3 separate regions of the Mus musculus genome follow, and regions 2 and 3 are each linked to region 1. The links are chromatin loops, found by intact Hi-C in ENCODE. Cell type or tissue: left cerebral cortex. All regions are shown on one strand.

Region 1 (5,000 bases):
AGACAAAGGCAAGGAGAGTTCCCTGGACAGTAGGAGGCTGGGATGGGGGCAGTTGGGAATAGAGGCTTCCCAGAGGAGGCAACGCTGCAGAAACGTCTTGAAGGTAAGTTAGATGGTAGAGAAGAGGAGAAACAGTTTAAGTCTAGAGAGGAAGTGAGCCATCTAGGAAGGAAAGACAGTGTGGTTGGTGCTTTGAGGACACAATGGGAGGACAAGATACAATGGGTGGACCACTCGGGGAATCAGCTTGGAGAGTTGATGGAGCTGAATCAGATGGGTGCTTGGCCCCTGTCTCAGAAAACCTGGGAGAAAAGAACATGCCTGAGTCCATTGTTTTTTGGTTTTGTTTGTTTGTTTATTTGTTTTTGGTTTTTCGAGACAGGGTTCTCTGTGTAGCCCTGGCTGTCCTGGAACTCACTCTGTAGACCAGGCTGGCCTTGAACTCAGAAATCCACCTGCCTCTGCCTCCCGAGGCGTAAGCCACCAACGCCCGGCTCCTGAGTCCATTGTTATCTCTCTCAGATAAATCATAGGAACAAGGTTTGATGAGTTTAATGAGCTTGAGAAGGAGAAAGTGATATTTTTTAATACTTTGAGAGAGAGAGAGAGAGAGAGAGCAATCTGCATTGCTGGATTTTGTGGTTCGTTCTCTTAGTCCTTCCTTATCCTGAGAAGAGAGCTGCATGCTTCTTAAAATGGGGCCACCAAGCCTGAAGTGGCTTCACTTCCTCGCTGGAAAACCCAACCAGCATAAGGTAAACAAGAAGGGATGATTTTTCATTCCTAGGGGGAGATATGCTTCCCTCCTTTCCTCGTGGCTCTGACAGGCATTACAGAGACCTTTTAACCACTGTCCAAAGAGGCCGCCCAGCTTGCCTTATGCCCAGGAGAGCGGGTGGCAGGGCTCAATATTTGTTAAATTTTGCCTGTGGGTGAGGGGCGGGAAAGTAGGAGAGGGTACAGGTCTATGGTGCATGGTTGGTTTTCTGTTACTGTGGCCCGATGTTCCAATGGCTCCCCAGTGTCTTTTGAAGGAGAAAGAAATTATATGCTTGAAGCAGAACAAGCAAACAAGCTACCTGTTTCCAAGTCTGCAGCTTTGGCTTTGGCGTTAGATTTCGCGTTGCTCAGTCCCGGGTATATTGATTCTCTCCAAGGAAGCGTCCCCTTGCTATAAACCCTTAAGGGGTGTGTGAGAAACTTCTTCCCCGGTGAATGGCTGACTGAACAAATTTAACGGAGGCTGTTACCCACTGAGCTTGGTATCAATGCTCCGAAGTCCGGTTCTCTTTTGAGTTTTGCTTTCATCTGGAATCTCTCGCCTCTGCCCTCTTTACTGTTGCTGCCACACAATATCAAACAGCTGGAGTCTGGGCAGCTCCAGGATCCAAGTTTCTCAGCTTCACATGTCAGGGTGGGGGCGGGGGAGAACAGATGGAGGCCATTGGGGAAGGTGGGGGTTTCCGTGTGGACTCAGTGGGAGCTGTGCTTGCTTCAGAGAATCCGATATCTTGGAAAAGTGGGACTGGGGTTAACAGAGAGATTTTGTTCGTGTGGGGCTTAAGATGTGCGCAAAATCAAGCATGCAAGGATGGATTACAGAAACGGTTTTCATGCACCACCTTTTCTTCCGTTTGTCTAGCCCAGACTCAAATTTCCAATAATACAACAGCTCTCTGTAAAGTGGCTACCAAAGGTTTTGATTAAATATAGTGTTACAGTGGGCATTAACGTAAGGACTCAACAGTAAGAATAGGCACTAGCCATAAACAGCTATACTGGTTGACTCATTTAGAGTTATAGCCTGACAGATACTAATATGTATTATAAGTATATGAATACATATGTATACATATGGAGAGATACTCCATATGTATTATTTCTAACCTTCACAAAAGATACGGGCATTCAAAGAGGGCATCTGTCTTTGCTCACAAGGATTGCTGAAGATGAAATTAAAATCTAAATTTGTTTTGAGTCTGTCATTTCCATTTTACTGCATGCTACCCTTCCCTAGGGTCCCCTTGTTCATAGGCAGCCGTAGGGGAATCTGAAGGTTAGTCCCTTAATGTCAACAGAACGCATGGCAATAGGATGGATCCCTGCGTCGACAGCCCAGGGCTAGAGAAGTCAGCCCTAGTAGGTTCCACTTGTATGAGAATTGAGCGGCACCATGCCAGGCTCACCTGTAATTTCTCCTGAACCGTGCAATTTACCTTCTAATTACATGCTGTCGTGCACTGGTTGCTAATTGTTGCATAGGTCAACCTTACACATTCATTCATCATTCTTTATTTTGTCAGACAACCAGCACATAGCTTGTCCAGCGGGGCCATTCTTCCCAGGGTAGACAGGAAGCTGATTCATACACCTGATGAGGAACTGAAAGCCGGGTTTTAAATTCCAAAATGATGGACTACGTTACCCATTTGTAAATTTTTATGTACATTGGTGCTTTGTCTGCATGTCCGTGTGAGAGGGTCCGGTCCACTGGAACTTGAGTTACAGACAGCTGGGAGCTGCCACGTGGGTAATGGAACTCCAGTCCTCTGGAAGAGCAGCCACATCTCCAGCCCCCGAGTTATGCACTTTTTAAAAATGTATTTTGGTGATGCCTTAACAAATAAAAGAAATAAACAGATAAACAGATTAAAATACTATTCAGCAGCCAGAATTTTAAACTCGGGATGAATTCAGGAGTAGTTCATCTCGAACACTTCATACCAAGGCAAAGCATGTCTTCAAATGTTACCGTTGAGAATACAAATGTCCACGCTACCCGCTTCCTACTTACTGTTAGGACTGAACTTTAGCACCTAGCTTCCAGCCTTAGCTTAAGCCTCAGGACAAGTCTTAGCACAAGTCTCTTCTGGTGACTCCTAGACTCATTTTGTTGTTGTTGTTTGCTTGTTTGTGTTTCTTTTTTTTTTTTTTTTAAAGATTTGTTTCTTTTGCATGCATTGGTGTTTTGACTGCATGTATATGTGTTGCTGTGTCAGATCCCCTGGAACTGGAGTTACAGACAGTTGTAAGCTGTCATGTGGGTGTTGGGAATTGAACCCAGGTCCTCAGGAAGAACATCCAGTACTCTTAACCACTGAGCCATCTCTCCAACCCCAACTCTCAGACTCTTGCTATTTTTACTCAGTAAATTACTTTTGTTCTTTGAATGTACTGTGATGCATCTCCTTGGAAAGCCCATTAAAGATTCCTTAATGGCTTGGCAAGTGTCAAGCATTGTGAAATGTGCTTTCCCTTTTGGAAGTGCTCTCACTACATAGGCTAGTTTGGGTCTAGAACTCTTAATCCCCCTGCCTCAGTCTCCAGGGTGCCAGAATTATAGGCATAAGCTACCACACCTAGCTTAAGTATATCATTCTTTTAGAATATACTTATTAAATTTATTTATCTTAATTTTTTGTAAGTGTTTTGCCTGCATGTATGTCTATGCACCACCTGTGGGCACAGTGTCCATGGAGACCAGGGTAGGTATATACAATCCCTTGGAGCTGAGTTACAGATGGTTGTGAGCTGCGGTGTGAGTAGGTTGTGAGCTAGCTGTCTCGTGGGTCCTGGAAACCAAGCCTGGGTCCTCTGGAAGAAAAGCCAGTACTCTTAACCATCTCTCCAGTCCCAAATGTAACCATTCTTATTCCAAGAAGGAGCAGCCAGCCTAAAGAGCAGCAAGAAAATAACAGTGAGGTGCACAGCTTGGGATGAGACCCACCGCTTTGTTGTTAGAGATCATAGACCAATTACCTGATTTTCCTTCTCTGTAAAATGGAGATCAATTCTACACAGAAAGTTGTTATGGAGATTCTGAACAAACACAAAATCCATCACAGAGACTGGGCAAGGAACGTGTTCAGGGGTTATTAGCATATTTCTTAGAAGGATGCTGAAAGGTTAAACATGATCATAAATATAACCAGGTTTCCCACAGTAAGTAAGCATTGATCAACTCTCACACTCGAGTGTTGTCTTTGCTGTGTATTCTTGACAGTTGTTTTTCTTATTTGTTGAGTGCGATCCTCCTAACTGGGTAATTTAGTCATGTCTCCACTTGGGGCTTTGTTTTTAATGATATCATTGGTTTGTTTGTTTGCTTGCTTGCTTTATTTCATATAACCAGAGTGTTGAAAATGAATACTGACCTCGTGGAGTTCAATGTTTTAATACTAGTGAGAGCATTTAGAAAGTGTATCCTATCCAATAATCCAAAATTCCTTCATCTAGAAATTCATGTTTAGAAAATAAGCTGAATCATACAGATTTATGGTAAGATGTTTAGCCATCTGCCATGCAGGATGACAATGTAAATGAAGCCACTGAGATGGATAAAAATAGAATGACTGAAAAAAAAAAGCCCTTTTTGATGCAACAGTACTTTTGAAATCAAACTTTGAAAATGATTCAGATCATGAGAAAATTAATCATGTTAGATTGTTAAACTTAAAAAGCAACAGACTCAATTTGGAAAGATATTCGGCCATAGACAAATCAATAAAGGAGCTAGCTTCTGCCTGAATTATCAAGTGCATAAGAAAAACTGTACAAATTTTGAATGAATGTCTCTGATTATTTTTTTACTCAGTGAAAATCATATACTCAGTGTGAAATACATATTGATGAGAAACAAAACAGGAAAGAAAGAAAATGACTAAGACCAAAACCACTCAACTGTGCTATAACAACGTTGTTCTTGTGTGGCAGATTTCCTGTGATGTCGCCCTTGCTGAGGTTTTCTGCAGTCTGAATGTTCTTCAGTACACACAGTTTGTAATCAAGAACACAAATTCATATGAAAATGAAGGGATAAATAGTCAACTCCCTGTCACTTTCTGTCTATTCCACAATAGTTCTCCCTGCACAATCTCCCACAGGAACTCTCTGTAACTAAGTAGTCCTCAGGTTGTATAACACTTAGGGGTGCCTGAAGGTCATCAAAAGGGGAGCAGTGTTATTCACTGCACTCTGACCTAATGGCAGTGATGCAACAT
Region 2 (5,000 bases), 100 kb before region 1:
CGGGTTCTAGCAGCCAAGGAGCAGCCTAGGACAGAGAAGGCCAGCCACCCTGCCTGGAAAAGCCCAGGGGGAGTGAATGGGACTCCCTTGTCTGGGGTTTCTTAGGCCAACAGGCAAAGAGATGGCCTGGCAGTGACCCTTCACACAAGGTGGAGAGAGGGTGAAGCCAGGCCATTATGGGCTGGCCTGGGCTGTGCTAACTGGCTAACACTTGTTCTCTAAATCCTAGGGTTGTCACCCACAGTTCACTCTAATTAGGAAGGGACAAACGCCCATACATTTGACGTGTCCTAACTTTTTTTTCCCTTAGCTAAATATATTCTTTCCTGAGTTGCTCGGCAAAGCCCTCATCTAGTGGTTTTTCCACACCACCCTGTCACAGGAAAAGCACCCCAGGAGCCGGTTTTGTTTGCCTCTGTTTGTTTTTGCATGCTGATGTCCGGCTTCTTAAGTGGTCTCTAAAAGAACCTGGGAAATTGGCGTTTTGGACTAGAGTACAAGCGAGTCTGAGGAGGAACTAGCACAGGAACCATTGGAGTGTCTGAGGACTCTGGTGGGCCTCACTTCCCAAAAGCCCCATTCTCTCCCCACAGCCGTCAGAGCTTCCTAAATCCTAAAACATAGAATTAATGTCAGAAACAAAACATTGGTCGAAGAAAGAGAGAGGAGAATCAGTTTAAGAGCAAGAACATTTTTATGTTTGAGATTCCCTGGATTCTACAAGTGAACTCTTCTAAAGTTTCTGGAGGGGAACAAAATAAAACAAAGAATCAACAACAACTATCTTAAGTAAACGTCCAGTTAGTGTAGCAACCCTTGCAGAGGGAAACCACCTGATCAGTATGCTGATTTTATTGAACATCAAACCTTAGCCAGGCAGTGGTGCCACAGGCCTTTAATCCTAGAATCCAGGAGGCAGAGGCAGGAGAGTTTCTGAATTTGAGACCAGAAATCTACAGATTGAGTTCCAGGTTAGCCAGGGCTACACAGAGATACCTTGTCTCAAAAACAAACAGAAAGAAGAAAGGAAAGGAAAGAAGGAAAGGAAAGGAAAGGAAAGGAAAGGAAAGGAAAGGAAAGGAAAGGAAAGGAAAGGAAAGGAAAGGAAAGGAAAGGAAAGGAAAGGAAAGGAAAAAGAGAAAGCAAACCTTGGGTTGCCTGGTATGCAGTGAATTTTGCTCCCACCTATCACTTTGGGTTTCGACTTCCAAGTCTCTCCTGAGAGATCAAAGTCTGGATCCAGAAACCAAGCACTGTGAGTCAGGGAGTCAGGATGCTCCCAATGCTTGTGTAATCCAAATACAGTATTGTAACCCTTTATCGAACCCCTAAGAATCAGCGGCAGATATCTTATGTATGGACAGCCTCTAATCTGAGGTGCCGTTGCTTCTGTGTAGATGAGCCACGTTTGTTTACTTGTGAAGTCTGAGAGGAATTCTTGGATCTGTTCCTTCCGCCATTCATTTGTGTTACTATCCATTATTGGAAGCAACAGAACTGCCTTTCTTTAAAAAAAAAATTTCCATCTTCAGGTTTCTTTTCCAAGTCAGAATAGACTTTCTCTGCAAAGGTCTGAAAGTCTTGGTGGATATGAAATGCCTGTTTTCTCTTAAGGTATTTAGCCAGCAGCCAAGAGAAATTTGGGAGAGGTTGGTGCAGAAGGAAAGTACGCCAGGCTCACAAAATCCAAGGATTCTAATATAGATAATCTGAGACATGCATTGTCTAGAGGAGACAGAGTGGGGGCCTTTAGCAGTTAATACAGGCATGGTAGAGTCATTAAAACCCAAGCTTTGGAGTCAGTGATGACTGGCTCCATCATTTACATTCCACTGGATACATAAGCTCTCTTTCTTCATTTTTTTCCCTCTTGGAATGAGACTATTAGCAATACCTTCACCACAGGGATGTTGTGAAGATCCTTAAAGCATCCAACAAGCTTGACAGGAACCAAGCTAAATAAATGGCAGGATGTGCTTGCAATGAGGGAGTCTGAAGCAAGGATGACCAATGGATCTGACTTAGTCTTTCCAGTAGCAACCACCACCCTCTCAAAACTCTAAACATGCAAATCCACCTCCCACTCCAGAGTTAGTGAGCCTCTAGACGCTAGGGTGGGACCTAGAAGCCTATATCTTAAAACTGCTGGGAGTCTCTGAGTCATATGATAGCAGTTATAGAACCACTGAGGTAGGTGAAGAACAGGAGGCGAGAGCCTTGGAGAGCAGCAAGGGTCTGCTCAGAATGCAAATGGTTTGTGGCAACCAAAGAGGCTGGACATGTGCTGTACAAAGGTACAAGGTAGGGTGTGGAAAGCAAGGAAATATGAGAGGACTGAATCTGGAGTGACCAGCAGATGAAGGGCATCTGACAGTAACCGTTACACTTGTCACAGACAGCATCTCACGACCCAGAACCCAGGACAGCTTCTTTCTCTCCTACCTCTAGCCTCTTGTCCCTTCATACCCCCAGACTCTAAGACCCAGAGGACCCTCCCATCCCATTTGACCATGAGGCTCCAGCCAACTGCACTGCACTCTCTGTCAGCAAAAGCAGCTCCTAACTTAGGCTTTGTGTAGATGGATTCCTTGTCAGGGAGAGCATAGAGAAGAGCAGACCACGCTGTGTTGCTTTGAGATGCCGTCAGGGAACCTGGCATTTTCCTTCTCCTGCGACAAGGCTGTCTAAGGGCCAGAGAAGAGAGAGACCACCTGGAGTTGATTGGGGCTGGTGAGATTGTTCAGTGGTTAGAGCATGTACTCCTCTTCCAGAGGACCCACATTCTGTTCCCAGCATGCACACCAGAAGGCTTGTGGCTGACTGTAACTCCAGCCCCAGGGGATCGGATGCTGTCTTCTTTCCTCCATGGGTACTTGAACACATACGGCACCCATGCACACAAATACATATATAAATAAATATAAAGTTTTTAAAAGGCTGAAAATCATGTGTGCAAAAGTAATCTGAAGAGAGCCTGAAGGTATAGTTACTGCCCTGTTTTGCTTTTAAGGATCCAATACCCAACATGGAAGGAGGCAAGGAAGGAAGAAAAGAAGGAAGGGAGGGGGGAGGGAGGGAGGGAGGGAAGGACGAAGGAAGGAAGGAAGGAACAAAGGAAGGAAGGAAGGAAGGAAGGAAGGAAGGAAGGAAGGAAGGAAGGAACAAAGGAAGGAAGGAAGGAAGGAAGGAAGGAAGGAAGGAAGGAAGGAAGGAAGGAAGGTGGGTGAAAGCCATGACTGATATCATATAACAAAAAGCAGATTCAAAAGAAAAAATTCTAATAAATTGAACTTGGGCATTACGTGGCACAGGGGCTTTGAGAAATGAAGACCCAACACTCATGGAAAAATCATCTGAATATTTGTATTTAATAAGGAATGTCCCTGGATTATGGTCTAATGGTTCCAGCTGAGTGACACCAGCCAGGCCTGCCTGCTCAGGATCTTCTGGTGGCTTCCGGTTTCTATTCCTTTTCTCCAGGCATGGAGCGGGAACCTCTCCCGTGGAAGTCTTACAGATTCTTTCAGGAGAGGTAGGTGAGAGAAGCCTTTCATGACTCCCTCTCTTGCAGCAAGACAAAAGAAGGCCAGAGAAGGACCCCTAGTCTTTGTAATTGTCTGTGCATGCTAGCGAAGCCTACAGCACAGTGTCACCTTCAGCAAACCTCTCGGGTGCTAGGCACTCAACTAGACTCTGAAGAGGGGAAAGTGGGGAGGGAGAGAGAAAGAGAACGAAAGGGAGCAGAAGGGATAGAGACAGACAGACAAGTCAGAGAAAGAGACATGTGTAAGAAGGAAGTATGATTTCCTCCCCTTTTCAACGCTTCACTCAAATTTGAGATTTGGGGTTCAGCAAACCATTGCAATATAAATTATTCACTTCCTCTCCTTTCCATATACATATACAGAACTTGTACACACACACACACACACACACACACACACACACACACACACACACACACCAGCAAGCACATCCTGATCCAACCAATTGGTGAAGCCTAGGCCTAGTTGCTGTCAGCCTTTGCTGGTACTTCAGTTTTGGGCACACAGGAATTAGAAGTTAATTAAAGAAACACATCCTTGCAATTTCTGAAGTCTACGCCAACTCCACTCTAGCCTCCTTTTGGTCAAGAAACCTGAGTTAGATCCTCTTTCTTGTGAAATGCACAAGGGTGTGGGAGCTGGGAGGGAGGTGAGATTGGACAACGACACATTTCGCTGTATCTCACAGGATACAGAAAACCCTTTTGTTCTTTCTATCAAAGCCCCAGTCCCTCTTGGACCCACCCACCCTGGGCCTGGCCCTCCATTCTCATCTAAGTCTCCACCCTGTAGCCTTCCATCCTGGGAAAATAAGTCCCAGCATCTTTGTTGTGTTGTGATGGCTACGGCTTAGTTCACATGGCTCCTTCCTGTCCATCCCGGGAATGGTCATTTCCCCCAGTTGGACGTTTGCATTCCACCTAAATGTCATCTAATCATTGCTAGAGCAGGAGATTCTAGAGGGGGCCATCTGTCACGCTGTCACATGTCCTAAGACATGCTCAATTGCTCCCTGAGGTGAGCTCTCCTCTTCTTAAATCTCTGCTATTTTCTTTCTAGCTTGGTTCCAAACAACCAAATGCATTTTGCAAAGACTACGGCTGGCTCATCGGGACCTAGGTAACAATGTGAATATTTGAAAAAAAGGGGGAAAAATCCCAGAACCCCTATGAGTATTAGTTTTGCAAACATGTCCCTGTTATTCTTTGGTTCTGTACTTAGCCATTTCCCTCAGCCTCTTCTCCCCCCCCCCCCCCGCCCCCAGACCTTCCCTCTCCCCCAATCCCCATCCCCCAATCCCTGCCAACCCCAAAGAATAGGCCACGTGTCTACATTCCTGAAAAAAGTTGATTTTCTCTCTCTTTTTAAAGTATGAAACATAAACCTGGCTACAGCTGGAGGCTGCTGGGACGTGGGGCCCTGTGTTAATGCATGGCCCCTTTCATGAAATCTGGG
Region 3 (5,000 bases), 120 kb before region 1:
TATGTTAAAATGTTTGGGGTCTTGGGAGTTTTGTTTGTTTGTTTGTTTGTTGTTTCTTGAAATCTGGGCTCTCTCCACCCCAGTTAGTGCCCAGCTCATGATTCATAAATGCTACCTGTGCCCTTGTGAATTTTCATGGCCTTATAAATGTCACTTACCTCCATAAATTAAGTCTCAAACCTGTATGTTAATGGGAGCACAAACCATAGACATTAACTCTGGGCAGGTGTGATTATTCTGTTGTACTTACCAAACAAATACTGTTTATTGGTTAATGTGGTGGTTTGAATGGTAATATCCTCATAGACTCCTATGTTTGAATATTTCTTCCACAGTTGGTAGAACTGTTTGGGAAGGATTAAGAGGTGTGACCTTAACTGGAGATGGTGTGTCACTGGGGGTCGGCTTTGAGGTTTCAAAAACTCATGCTGCCATTTCTTGTTCTTCGCCTCCTGTTAGCAGTTTAAGACGTAAGCTTTCAACTCTTCCTGCTACCGTGCCCTTGTTCTGCCATCATTTTGGACTCTAATTCTGTGGTACCATAAGCACAATAAAACACTTTCTTTTACAGGTTGTCTTGGTCATGGTGTTCCATCACAGCAATAGAGAAGTAACTGATCCAATTCCCTTAGTCCAACTGTGGTGTTATAACATTGTATTCCAGACGAGGTAACTGATAATGAGCAGAAATTCATTACCTCACAGTTCTGGAAGGCAAACAGTCCAATATCAAGGTGTTGCCACCTATTGAAGGCCTTCTTGTTGGAGCAATACATGGCAGAAAGCAAAGAGAGATGGAGACCAAGCTCAGTCCTGCAGAGCATCCTTAATCCCACCAACAAAGTAAGAGATCACATGGCCCAGTCACCTCTTTCACATTCTACCTCTTAATACCATTACAGTGGCATATAAATGCTGCATAAGAACTGCAAGGAACAAATGACTATTCAACCCATATCTCTTAGTTAGGGTTTTACTGTTGTGAACAGATACCATGACCAAGGCAACTCTTATAAGAACAACATTTAATTGGGGCTGACTTACAGGTTCAGAGGTTCAGTTCATTATCTTTTAGGCAAGACCATGGCAGCATCCAGGCAGGCATGGTATAGGTAGAACTGAGAGTTCCCCATCTTCATCTGAAGGCAGCTAGTGGGAGACTGGTTTCTAGGAAGCTAGGATAAGGGTCTTAAAGTCCAAGCCTACAGTGACATACCTATTCCAATGAGGCCACACCTATTCCAACAAGGCCACACCTCCAAATAGTGCCACTCCCTGGGCTGAGCATATATAAACCCTCACACCATACAACTAGGAAATAGAATGTGCCTCACTGATAACGTCACACCTCACCTTAAGAAGATCAACCAACCTCATTCATCACTCAGTACATTTGACTTTTTTCATGCAAAAGCAACTTCACTGGAGAGGAAAACTCATTTAATAATTCCTGTCTCAAGTCTATACATAAAACAGACTGGATAAACATCTTTATTATATCTAGGCTATGTGCTGGTTTATTATTTCACAGCACCTCCTAGATTAATTTACCTTAAAAGGTGCATGGACCATAGATATAAACAGGTGTCTTTTTTTTTAATCTGTAGAAACAAAGATATGGCAATCGACTTTTGCTTATTTAATTCAGGCTCAAGACAATCCATCATTACACTTTTATGTATGGACAAGATGATGAAGTGATGATGTCTTACTACTTAGAGAGTCAATGGACCAGCGACAAGGGTATCTCTGGAGAACTTCCAACTGTAGAGTCTCAAAATCCTACTCAGAATCACCCGTTTAGTGAGCTGCCATGTCATCTGTCAGCATATTAAAGTTTGAAGGACAGGGAACTACAGCAGATTTGCTAAGGAGATGGTATTGGCTATGCACTGCAGAAGGTATCATTAATAAGAAGCTTAAAGATTCTACGGGAATCTTAAGGCACCGTGCCAGGGGTGATGTGTTGACAGTATAAAGTAGCGGCAGTCTTCAGCCAAATTCTTCTGAATATGGTCTTCCCAGTAATTCCTTGACTGCAATACCCAGGAAATAAAAGCCTGCAGCTTAACCCTTGGGCTCTAAGGCTTACGTTCTACAACCTGGCTCTAACTTCTTCCACCACAGTACCCTTTTCTTGGGCCTCCCTACTCTGCCTTTCACAGATGGCTGGATGAGACAGAATAGGACTGTCTCCCTACTCCAGCCTTTAGTGACTCCCTCACTAGGCCAGGCCTCAGGAAGGAAGGAACTGAGACTATGAATAACCCAGGCACACATTGCTGCAGACCGTGTTTTTCTCTAGTGTGTCGTCGCCTGCTATTTTTAGCCCATCCTCATTCTCATCTCCATCTGGATGAACAGACAACTCTAAGCATTGTGCTCATTGTTTTCTATTAGCATCTGGTATTTTCCTATCAGGTCTTTCCTAAGCCTTTCTCTGTTTTGAATCATGAGGAAGGCCCGGTGTTCATGTAAAAGAGCAATGACAGCAGACTCAGAGTAAGAAAACTCTTCCGGAGCAATGTGGGTTCTGGAAACATGTTTTAATCCATTTTTAAGCCACATCATTGAACCCCTGCTTGTAGCAGATGGTATTCCTAGATGTGGTTTGCTTGAACAAGATGGCCATTTGTCTTAAGAAGACTCGCTGTAATAGATGGGCTGGCAACATATAGATGAGGAATACAGCTTTAGACAATAAGTTGGGCTGTGGAGAGAATGTGGAGTCCTGGGAGACACAACGGAGCATGAATTGTGGATCCTAGTACCTTCAGCTCTCCTTGGACAGGAAGAACTCTCCATCTTGGCAGCTTTTAAGCTCAAATGTATTTGAGGAGAGGGAAGAATCTATTCAAATACCCAGGGCAGGTGTTCCAAGCATGTGGTGAGAGAATGCTAAAGTAACAGGAAATGTTATGTTATGATAAGCATTAGGTGAATAGGAAGGGAGAAAAAGGTGATCCAGGAGTTAAAGAAAAATCTTCTAAGTACAATGATCTCTGTGATTCTGAGGAGGGAAAGGAGGAATGCCACAAAAGAGGAGAAATGAAAGAGGGAGAAAAAGAAGTCATGGGTCATGGGAGTGGTCAGGATGGTCAGGAGAATTCGCTGCCCCAAACTCCAAGCAAAGCAGCAGGGGTCTCTGACCAGGATCTGTGGCTAGACTGTGCTTCTCCTTTATAAGTCAGAGAGCTGCCAAGGAAAACAATAGCAAGCAAGACTGAGGCCGGAGGCCGAGGCAGCACTTAGGAACAAGACACCTGAAGAGACCTGAGTCAGGAATCTAATCCCGAGCAAGATCTAAGTAGGGATGTAAAGGCTTGCTCTAAGAACCTGTACAGCTACTTCAGAGCCTTCTGCCCCGAGAGCCTTCACAGTCTGCTGTGATACTCACACAAACACACTGACATATGACTATATGTGTGTATGTGTATATGGTGTGTTTCGGGATCACGGGGTGTGCCCGGGCAGAGGGAAAGAAAGAAGAGAAAGCCATTAAAAGCCTTGCTGAGAAAGGTATTTCTTGTGGACAAAAAAGAATCAGGCCCCTCGCTCCCTACTGAGCCCATTTCTCCTGCCTTTACCCGAGCTGTCAGGCATGAATCTCTGTAGCATTCCGTAACTAATTGACAGTAATGGGAGCCATTGGAAACCTAAGAATACATGGCATTACCCAGCATGCACTGCAAGGAAGGGGGGCTGCCTAGGGGCAGCTGTGAGGGGAATAAAGCCAGGCTGCCTTTTAAACTGGTTTTTTTTTCTTCTTCTTCTTCTTCTCTTTTTCTTCTTCTTTTTTTAAAATTGAAGGTAGGATGTAAACGGACGGAGGCGCAGAGTTAGGTGAACTTCTACTTCAGCCTAAAAATTAAAAGCTTGTAAATCCTATATCTCATCCCGAGTGAGCATGTCTTAGGAGTCTAACCCACATGGAAGAAACAGATGGAATTTCAATTAACCCCAGGGCCCCCCTGTGAAATCTATATTGTACCCTCTGGATTTACAACATATTGTAATATATGGCTGCAGGCTCTGGAGATTCCGTCGCAAATCAACCCTCTTTATTCCAGAGGTTCAGAAAAAAAAAAAAAAAAGGCTACAAAAGCCCACTTCATAATCAAATGTGGCGAACTTTCTACCACTTCGTCCTTGGGGTAGACACCCAAGCTTAATCCTACAGCAGATCTTCCTCATTGGACAGTCTCAAGTCTCTCCATCTATTTTTCCCTCTTCTATTAATGATGATGTTTATGGAATGAAGCTTCTCATCCCAGACAGGAAATTGAGAAAACCTACACCATTATCCCACGTCAACTGGTGACTCACCGCACCCGCTTAGAGAATTATCTCCTGAAGGCTTTTTGTACTTTAAATACCCATATCTTCAGAGAATGGAGCCACGGTGACTAACGAGTCAGTTCTACCTTGGCCATGGCAGTCACGTGGAATTGTAAAGGGTGGAACCACTAAAGAATTTCAAGTTATTTTTCAAAACAGAATTTTTCAAAAACAGTTACTTTTTTTCAAAATAACAAAATTGTTTCTGAGGTGCCCCTAAACTCGTGGCTTTGGCTTTCATTCCTATTATTTCTTAATGGCCCTAACTGTCTGCCTTTGTTCCTTATTTCAAAAATAGCATCCATACAAAGATTAAACGTCTCAAATCCGAAAATAAATAAATGATTTGGGATTTTTAAATACTAGAGACATATTTTTATGCTCACTTTTATTCTTAAAGCACTAACTTGTTCCTAAAACTGCATTTCAGTTTTTCTGCAAAGATGATGTTCTCTCATGCAGCATTTTGACATTACTCACCAGGATATAACTCTTATTATCCAGCATCCACTGCAAGGTTTGCCTCTGGATCTTTAGAAGGTAACTCTTGGATATCAGATAAGTGAGATTCCTGTAGAAATCAAAACAAAACAAAACAAAACAAAACAAAACAAACAAACTCGCAGAACTCAAGCAAGTCTTTTGGAAAGATTACTGATCAA

Evidence for each region. Hi-C counts contacts between places; a loop is a spot of excess contacts. Peaks named below come from ENCODE experiments on the same cell type or tissue, not always from the same donor. Only the 100,000 strongest peaks of a DNase experiment are listed, where the experiment ranks them.
Region 2: it touches region 1 in a loop (2.3-fold over the local background); 2 of 42 quality-filtered maps call a loop at or near these places.
Region 3: a loop joins it to region 1, with 2.0 times the contacts of the local background. A loop is called at or near these places in 3 of 42 quality-filtered maps.

The regions. Positions count from the first base shown.
Region 1 is chr16:44,561,935-44,566,934 of GRCm38, reverse strand. No RefSeq gene overlaps it. Among named protein-coding and RNA genes, the nearest start is that of Boc, 5.6 kb to the right of the region's middle. In left cerebral cortex, no CTCF peak of the experiment used is centred here; no DNase peak of the experiment used is centred here.
Region 2 is chr16:44,666,801-44,671,800 of GRCm38, reverse strand. No RefSeq gene overlaps it. Among named protein-coding and RNA genes, the nearest start is that of Gm30311, 9.3 kb to the right of the region's middle. RefSeq lists an enhancer at 1-519. In left cerebral cortex, no CTCF peak of the experiment used is centred here; a DNase peak (open chromatin) is centred at 2,101.
Region 3 is chr16:44,678,243-44,683,242 of GRCm38, reverse strand. No RefSeq gene overlaps it. Among named protein-coding and RNA genes, the nearest start is that of Gm30311, 21 kb to the right of the region's middle. In left cerebral cortex, no CTCF peak of the experiment used is centred here; DNase peaks (open chromatin) are centred at 2,312 and 4,294; H3K27ac peaks cover 299 bases.